Regions from separate parts of the Homo sapiens genome. Here regions 1 and 3 are each linked to region 2. The links are chromatin loops, found by intact Hi-C in ENCODE. Cell type or tissue: CD14-positive monocyte. All regions are shown on one strand.

The links. Hi-C counts contacts between places; a loop is a spot of excess contacts. Peaks named below come from ENCODE experiments on the same cell type or tissue, not always from the same donor. Only the 100,000 strongest peaks of a DNase experiment are listed, where the experiment ranks them.
Region 1: it touches region 2 in a loop (5-fold over the local background); 3 of 110 quality-filtered maps call a loop at or near these places.
Region 3: a loop joins it to region 2, with 4 times the contacts of the local background. A loop is called at or near these places in 6 of 110 quality-filtered maps.

Annotation. Positions count from the first base shown.
Region 1 is chr9:99,432,366-99,434,865 of GRCh38, forward strand. All of the region lies in intron 2 of LOC107987011 (a long non-coding RNA gene), which reads right to left. Among named protein-coding and RNA genes, the nearest start is that of NAMA, 58 kb to the left of the region's middle. RefSeq lists enhancers at 782-1,981, 1,290-1,409, 1,420-1,499. In CD14-positive monocyte, no CTCF peak of the experiment used is centred here; a DNase peak (open chromatin) is centred at 1,396; H3K27ac peaks cover 1,636 bases.
Region 2 is chr9:99,589,944-99,592,443 of GRCh38, forward strand. The region is part of intron 4 of LOC101928438 (a long non-coding RNA gene); the gene reads right to left. Among named protein-coding and RNA genes, the nearest start is that of NAMA, 220 kb to the left of the region's middle. In CD14-positive monocyte, no CTCF peak of the experiment used is centred here; DNase peaks (open chromatin) are centred at 628 and 1,128; H3K4me3 peaks cover 777 bases; H3K27ac peaks cover 1,597 bases.
Region 3 is chr9:99,514,026-99,516,525 of GRCh38, forward strand. No RefSeq gene overlaps it. Among named protein-coding and RNA genes, the nearest start is that of NAMA, 140 kb to the left of the region's middle. RefSeq lists an enhancer at 2,250-2,309. In CD14-positive monocyte, no CTCF peak of the experiment used is centred here; DNase peaks (open chromatin) are centred at 1,256 and 2,416; H3K27ac peaks cover 160 bases.

The DNA of each region.
Region 1 (2,500 bases), 160 kb before region 2:
GACTGCTCATGGCATGGCTAATGATCAGAAACAAATGTCAAACTGAAGAGCTTGAACTTTATTCTACACAAAATGGGGAGCCACTGATGATTGATGAGAATAGCTAAGAGTCTTTTCCAAAGCCTTTTTTAAGGATTCATTGATGTCAGTCTACTGTTTAATTCTCTGGGCTGAGGCCATTCTATGTTGACTAAAATACCACTATGAATAGCCAACAGAAACTCAATAAAACAAAATTTGGTAGCATAAATCCTGCAAACACCCTATGGTGACACATAAACATTACTGAAAGAGAAGCAGGGGATAACATACTAAGTGTCTCATTAGAATGAGAAGAAAAAAAGATTTATTTTTGAATTTTTCCTTTTACAAAATTTAGAATCACAAATCCTTTGACTTTGAATTAAAAAAGAACTTCGAAACGATCTAGAGCAATGTCAGCTGATGACACCAGATCTGTGTTTCTAGCTTCAAGCACTCCTCTGGGCATGAGACTGGTTTATTCAGCTCATGGACACGTCAGTTGGTTGAACATGGATGCTTCCATTTCAATAGGTCAGAAATTCGATTCATCATTTCCCACCCCCCTTCTGCTTTGGGTGTTTTATTTAATTAAATCATCAGGTGCCCAGTCACCCAACCCAGGAGCCAGCAGGCCATCCTCTGTAGAATGCGGGAAGTGCGTTCCTACAGTGGACATCACCTACTGATCCTGCATCTAAAACACCTCTATGCTTCTCTCCCTCTCTCATGCTCTTGAATCCACTGCTCCTCCCACATACTGGCTTCGTTATCTCTCCCCTGCCTCTTCTGCCTTCAGTGCTTTAGGAATATATTGCCTAGCATGAAATATTCTTCTCTCTTGCCTGAATGGAAAATTCTTTGTTCTTTCAAGACCCGGTTCAAATATCACTTCCTCTCTGTGTTATTAACCTACGCTTGATCTGCACTCCCCACAAATTATTGTCAATGTCTAACATCATGGCTGTGTACATATCCTCTCTTCCACAAAACAATGTACTCTTTTTATTTTATAGTTTGGGAAACTCTGGCCCCCAAACACTAAGACTAAGTGACGTACTGAAGTTCAAGTTCACTCAGTTTGTCAACAGCAGATCCAGGACTACAAGATAACCTAGGAACAGAGCTCATCCCCATGGCCCCCCTATGATAAAATGTCCCCTGCTTTTTTAGCCATAGCAAGTATCTGCTGGGCTGAGGCCTTGGTTGTCTTTGAGAGTGAGGCTGTACCCCTCAAGGATGTGTCCTGTGTTGAGGGTAGCAGGGCCTGCCTGCAAATATCCGGGTCAGCAGGCCAGGAGAGTTCACACTGAGGGGCTGGGCAGGGGTGTTCAGGCTTTGCTCACAGGATGACTCACGGAGAGGAAGTGCCACTCAGATTTGTGAGTCACCCTCTTGGGCTCCACAGAGGCCCTGTCACGCAGGAGCCTGTCAGCTTTCATCTCCATCTCTCCAACCCCTAGGGCCAAAAGTCAAACTTGGTTTCTGCTTACTTGTTTGATTTTTAGTGGCTCCTCCAGCTCCAGAACCTTTAGCAAGCAGCTTCCTTTGAAAGTTTAAGATGGAAATCTCTAAGCTGGCCCTGTGCTTCCCCTGACAAGTGTGTAATCGATGGGAAATCTCTCACTGGAGGCTATCCTATCTGGAGTCTTGATAAAAGGCACTTTCAGAGAGGTGAAAGGCTCTTAGAGACCTTTTACAAAGAACTAAGCTGGCCTAAAATTGTCACCTTTATCCTCCCAGGTGACCATTCACTATCACCAACTCTCTGGCAGAGAAAAATGTGAGGATACAAACACAAAGAAAATCACTCCCTTAATACACACGGGGTAGAATCCTCTTTGGGTCAGACAGAAAAGCAGTGACTTGGGAGAAAATTGTGAAGGGTGGTTGGATGCTAGGAGCTGACTGGGCTGCATCTTTGAGCTTTAGTTCTACCCTTCCAAGTCTCCTGTCCTCCTTGAAGTTCTCTGCTTTTGATTTCTGTGGCCACCAGCACATATGGCCCTGTTTCTCTTGAACATACTTGAAATGGGCCAATACTTTCTAAAAGGCTTTACTAACACACTGAAGAAATGAACATAGAGAAATACCAATGGCATTGAGAACAATCCAGTTTACTCACAACTATATCTTGGGCCTAAGAATCCCAGAGCAAGCATAGGAGACCTTCATCAAGCTTTCCCAAAGCCCCTATTCAATTCCACCCTCTGCCTTGCTTCTTCTCCAACATTCCTGCCCTTCCCTCAGCCATAAGGCTTCTGGGTACCATTTTGTTTTCTGGCACCTGGAAGATAGTATGAAGGATCCTCTTGTTCAAACCAAATCAGAGGAGGGAAGACCAGTGAACAGATAATTGAACGCTGAATTAAAGCAGTGCAGGTGGAGCGAGGCAGCAGTATAAAGACAAAATAAACATTTAGGAGTTGGAATAGATGGAATCTGGGGACCTGTTAGACCTGGAGTGGAAAGATTGAAT
Region 2 (2,500 bases):
AACGTTGGTCAGAGACTGTGCAGATTTAGTCATTGCAGTGGAGGCTGAGGAAGAACAAATTGCACAGGGCCTGGGGATGGGGGTGGGGTAGGGAGGTCTCATGTGGAGAAACCTCTGCTACCTGAAGGAAATGATTTCTAAAACTTAATCTCATTCTCCAGTGCTAAAGTGCGGTACATGAAGTAGGAGCTGACCAATGATCATTCTGTAGACATCTTGTGAATAAATTAGACGTAGATGCGACCTAAGATAGTACTATAATGCCACATCTATTTTTTCTAATCATGGGTTTTTTATTTGAAGTTGAGTGTTACCAGATCTCTTTTGTGGGGAGAGAGTAAGAGACTAAATTATAAGGTTGGCACTTGTATCAGTCAGGAAAATATAGGTTATGCTGTAGTAACAAATAACCCACAAAGCTCTGTGGCTTAAAACAGTAAAGATTTATTTCTTTTTTATGTAACATCCCTATCACAAGAAATTAGGGGAGGCTCCACTCATTGTAGCCACTCTGGGACTTGGGATGACAATGCAGCCACAATCTCACATATGGTTAGCTACACAACAGAAGGAAAGAGAATCAATAGCTTGCCCTGGCTCATTAAGGATCTGCCTGAGAGTGATACATTGTCACTTCCACTCAGTACAGTTCATTAGTCAAAATGAGTAATTGAGCCACACCTAACAGCAAGTGGGCAGGAAATACAAAATTCATGAATACTGAGATTTTCAATAAATTGGTCTGTCCAATAAATATTTCCTTGAGTGTCTGCTAGTGCCCAGCCCTGTTCTATGCACTAGAGATTAAAAATTGTGTTAAATGCCATGAAGAGAAAGAAAGCAGGATAAGGGGAATTGAGTGACAGGGCTGGGGAGGGAGAGGAGAAAACAAGGCCAGGGAAGAATTCTCTAAAGCAGAGACCCAGAAGAAAACAGAAGGAAGAGGCTGGGTAAGGGAGATTCTGCCTTTAAGGCAGAAACAAGACATCATGAACCCAAATCTCAGGAAAATCCAGAATGATTCTCAAAATAGAGACAGAGAGGTGAAACATCAACCAGTATGTACTGGTGGGGCTGAAACAGCCCAGCTCCTTTTCTTCCAGCCTTGTAAGACACGTCCCACTTCCTTCTTTTTCTGACTAAAACAACACATGTGACAGAACACTTCCTTTTTCCCCATGGTTAAGCAGCATGCAAAGGAGCTTTACTTCAGGAGAGAATGGCAATGGGCAATTGTTTGGTAAACAAATGATCCCCCATTTATTGAGCAAAATCTGTATTTCAGGTGTCTTAGTTGTTTTACATACTTTATTTCATTGAGTAGGGTTGTTGTAAAAAGGATAAATTATATAGGATTATTATTACCATTTTATAGATGAAAATATATGAAGAGAGGTAACTAACTTTCTGGGGTGGGGGTGAAACAGATATTTCATGGAAAAGGTAGACTCTGGCTCCCAAGCCTGTGCTCTCAATTACTATGAAACATAGCAAACTGTAGCCTTTTTGAAAGAAAAATTTGAGAAAATCCACATGTTCACCTGAATTGTTTCATAATTTAAAGATAGAATTGCCGCTATCACAGGAAGAAGGAACATTATCTAGACCTCTTTGCTAGATTATTCCTTTTCTGGAATAATAATAATTATTACTATAATTAATAATTATTATTTAGTATTATTCCTCTCCTGGAATAATAATCAGATTGAATTTATTTGCTTCCCATATTAATTATTTTTATTAATATATTTTCCTAGTATTAATTATTACTTAATAAATGTAAATTTTTGAGAGTGAGAATGTTTCAAAATGTGGGATCAATGGTAAAAATCAGATTGAATTTATTTGCTTCCCACCGCTAGAAAGTAAGCTCCACGAGTGTCCACTTTTTTCTCACTTTTATTCTCATGCCTTCCACCATAGAAAAGCACTTTACATACAATTAGTAATTATAAATGAATGGTTAGAATGAATGAATGAATGAATGAGTGAATGAGTGAATGAATGAATAGGATAATTCAGGAAAAGTTCTCTTACTTGAGCAGGAGATCTTAATCTGGGGTACATTAATGGACTTGGGGGTCTCTTTCAATGCCTTGAAATTACATGCAGTTTTGTGGGGAGAAGAGTGTGTTTGTGCATGTCATCAGATTTTCAAAGAAGGCAATAATCCACAAGAGTTAAAACCACTCTGTGTGGCATATTCATACAATGGAATATTATTCAGCTCTAAAAAGAAATAAAGTTCTATACATGCTACAACATGGATGAAGGTTGGAAACATTATGCTAAGGGAAAGAAGTCAGACACAAAAGACCCACATTCTGTATGATTCCACTAATATGAAATGCTCAGAAAAGGAAAATCCATAGACACACAAAGTCAACTGGCGGTTTGCCAGAGGCTAGAGGGGGAGTAGAGGGTAGAATGAGGAGCAATTGCTTAATAGGTATAGGATTTTATTTGGGGTGACGAAAATATTCTGGAACTAGATAGTGGT
Region 3 (2,500 bases), 76 kb before region 2:
GGACAATGTCCTGGCCCCAAAGTCATACCAGGTCCTTGCTCTGAAGTTGGCAGAGGAGATGGGCAAGTGTTTGTTCCATACATCTAAAGAGATTGTTTCCAAGCAGGTACCACTGAGCCCTGATAAAGGCACTTAGCACCTCTCTTGGGAGAGGCTGGGTACTATCCCTTTTGCAGCTTCCAAATCCCAGTGCACTCTGAAGTAAAAAGTTTCTTTACCCAGGATGCGAGAAGCTAAAATCCCTACTAATCAAGACATTCAGACTTCATACAAATATCAGTTCTTGTGATCCCCAAAACTCTTTCACTACGCATTTCACAGGCATCACCAATAACCAAAGTTATTCTTCTCTCCAGAGCATGCTGAGAGAGAAAGCTCTTTTACTGAAGATAGTTTCTTTGACATTCACACTCCAACAAGGATAGTCTCTTCTGGGCCTAATTTGACTTCTTTATGTGCCAAGAGGAAACTTTCTCTCTGAAGGGCAGGCACACAGATATCTGAAGAGGTCTTTAGGAGGCACTTTATAATTTCCTTGAATTTGCTAGAATGTTTGGAGAATAATGTGTATTGATTAGCTGTCTCTTTCGAAATGCTTAAAGTTCTCCTACCCTTTGATTTTTTAAGAGGAATTAACAGTGAATAAGCAAAAAAAAAAAAAAAAAAAAGAAGAAGAAGAAGAATATACCAACTCACTCACTCATGTTTTCTAACTAAAAGGAGTGTGGCCTAAAGACCATTATATGTAACAGGGTCCATGCTAGGACACTGAAAGCTAAGCAGCTCTTTCTGATAAATTTGAAATTGGGGCCGGGCGCGGTGGCTCACGCCTGTAATCCCAGCACTTTGGGAGGCCGAGGCGGGTGGATCACCTGAGGTCTGGAGTTCGAGATCTGTCTCACCAACATGGTGAAACTTCGTTTCTACTGAAAATACAAAATTAGCCAGGTGTGGTGATGCATGCCTGTAATCCCAACTACAACTACTCGGGAGGCCGAGGCAGGAGAATTGCTTGAATCCGGGAGGCAGAGGTCGCAGTGAGCCGAAGTCATGCCATTGCACTCCTTCCTGGGCAACAAGAGTGAGACTCCATCTCAAAATAAATAAATAAAAATAAAATAAAATAAAATAAATTTGAAATTGGGGACATGGAAATAAGAGAGGTGGCAGTGACTCCTTGAGACTGTGTCATAAGCTGACTCTGACACTAAGAAAGACAGTATGACTAGACAGTGACCCCAGGAGTCTAGGGCTGAGATCAGGAACACATGACGCTGAGCTGCCCAGCAGGAAGGGAAGTAGAGCTCTAATGATACCACAGCTGTGCCATTTAACACACACTACTAGCTGTGACACTCCTAGGCCAATTCTAGTAGATAATTCTGCTTCCAACAAATAACCTGAAACAAAAATAATAATAAAAAAATTAAACCTATGCTCAATGATGTGATAGCAACATTAGCACATCCAAATTTTTTTTTAACTACAGGGTCCTATATTCTGGGCCTCTCAACCTTTTTCCTTGCAGCCCCAGGCCTTACCTGGTCATCCCAGGACACTGACATTTTGGATACTGAGGACCCATCGATATGCCATGGCTGGGAAGCTTTGCTGGTGGAAAGAACACTGGATTTAGAAACAGAAGACCTGAGCTCCATTTCTGATTGCTGTTACTAGCTGTGTAACTTTGCACAAATCACTTAAATTTTTGGGTCCTGTTGTTGCATCTATGAAATGCAAATTCTAAAAAATTCAAAGGACTAATCTTATGAAGAAGGCAGTATCATCCGCCATGCTACAGGTGAGAAAACTGTGGCCATGGAATTAATAAGGAAAAAAACACCAAGACAATGTAAGAGTCCACAGATTACGCTGCTAGTGTCTCTACACCATGATTTCTTGAGATAGTCTCAAGTGAGGAGGAAAAGGAGTACTCCAGAGCTTCTCAGAGCTGTGAGAAGCCCAGGCAGGGGTGTGAGTAGAGAGGGAAGAGAATGGCAATGGAGTACTGCTTAGCTATTTAACTCACTCACTCTAAATAGCTTAGCTACTTAGCCCACTCACTCTCACATCCTTCGGATTCACCCTAATAGCATCTAATGGGACAGAAGGCAGGTTCCTAAATCCCTGAGGGCTTCTGCAAGTGGGCATGCTTCATGAGCAGAACAAAAGGCTTGGTGTCCATTCAAGGGCGCCTTTGCTTCTCCATTAAATTCCTTTGACATTCGATGCACTGTGCGTTAATTAATTAATTAACGCACAGTGCATCAAAAGTTTCACATTAAACTTCCTCCGTTCAGCTCAGTTTTGAGGCCAAGGAGGCAAAAAATAACAGCTCCTGAAACCATTTTCTTTTTTTCAAGGTGCTTTTTGAGGAAGTTCACTTCACAACAAAGGAAGTAAAACAGAACCTTTGTCATGATCTTCTTTCCAGCTTTCCTGTAACCTTTGGGTCCAACCTCAGTGCCAGCCCTGCCCCCACCCCCACTCCTCTGACAGG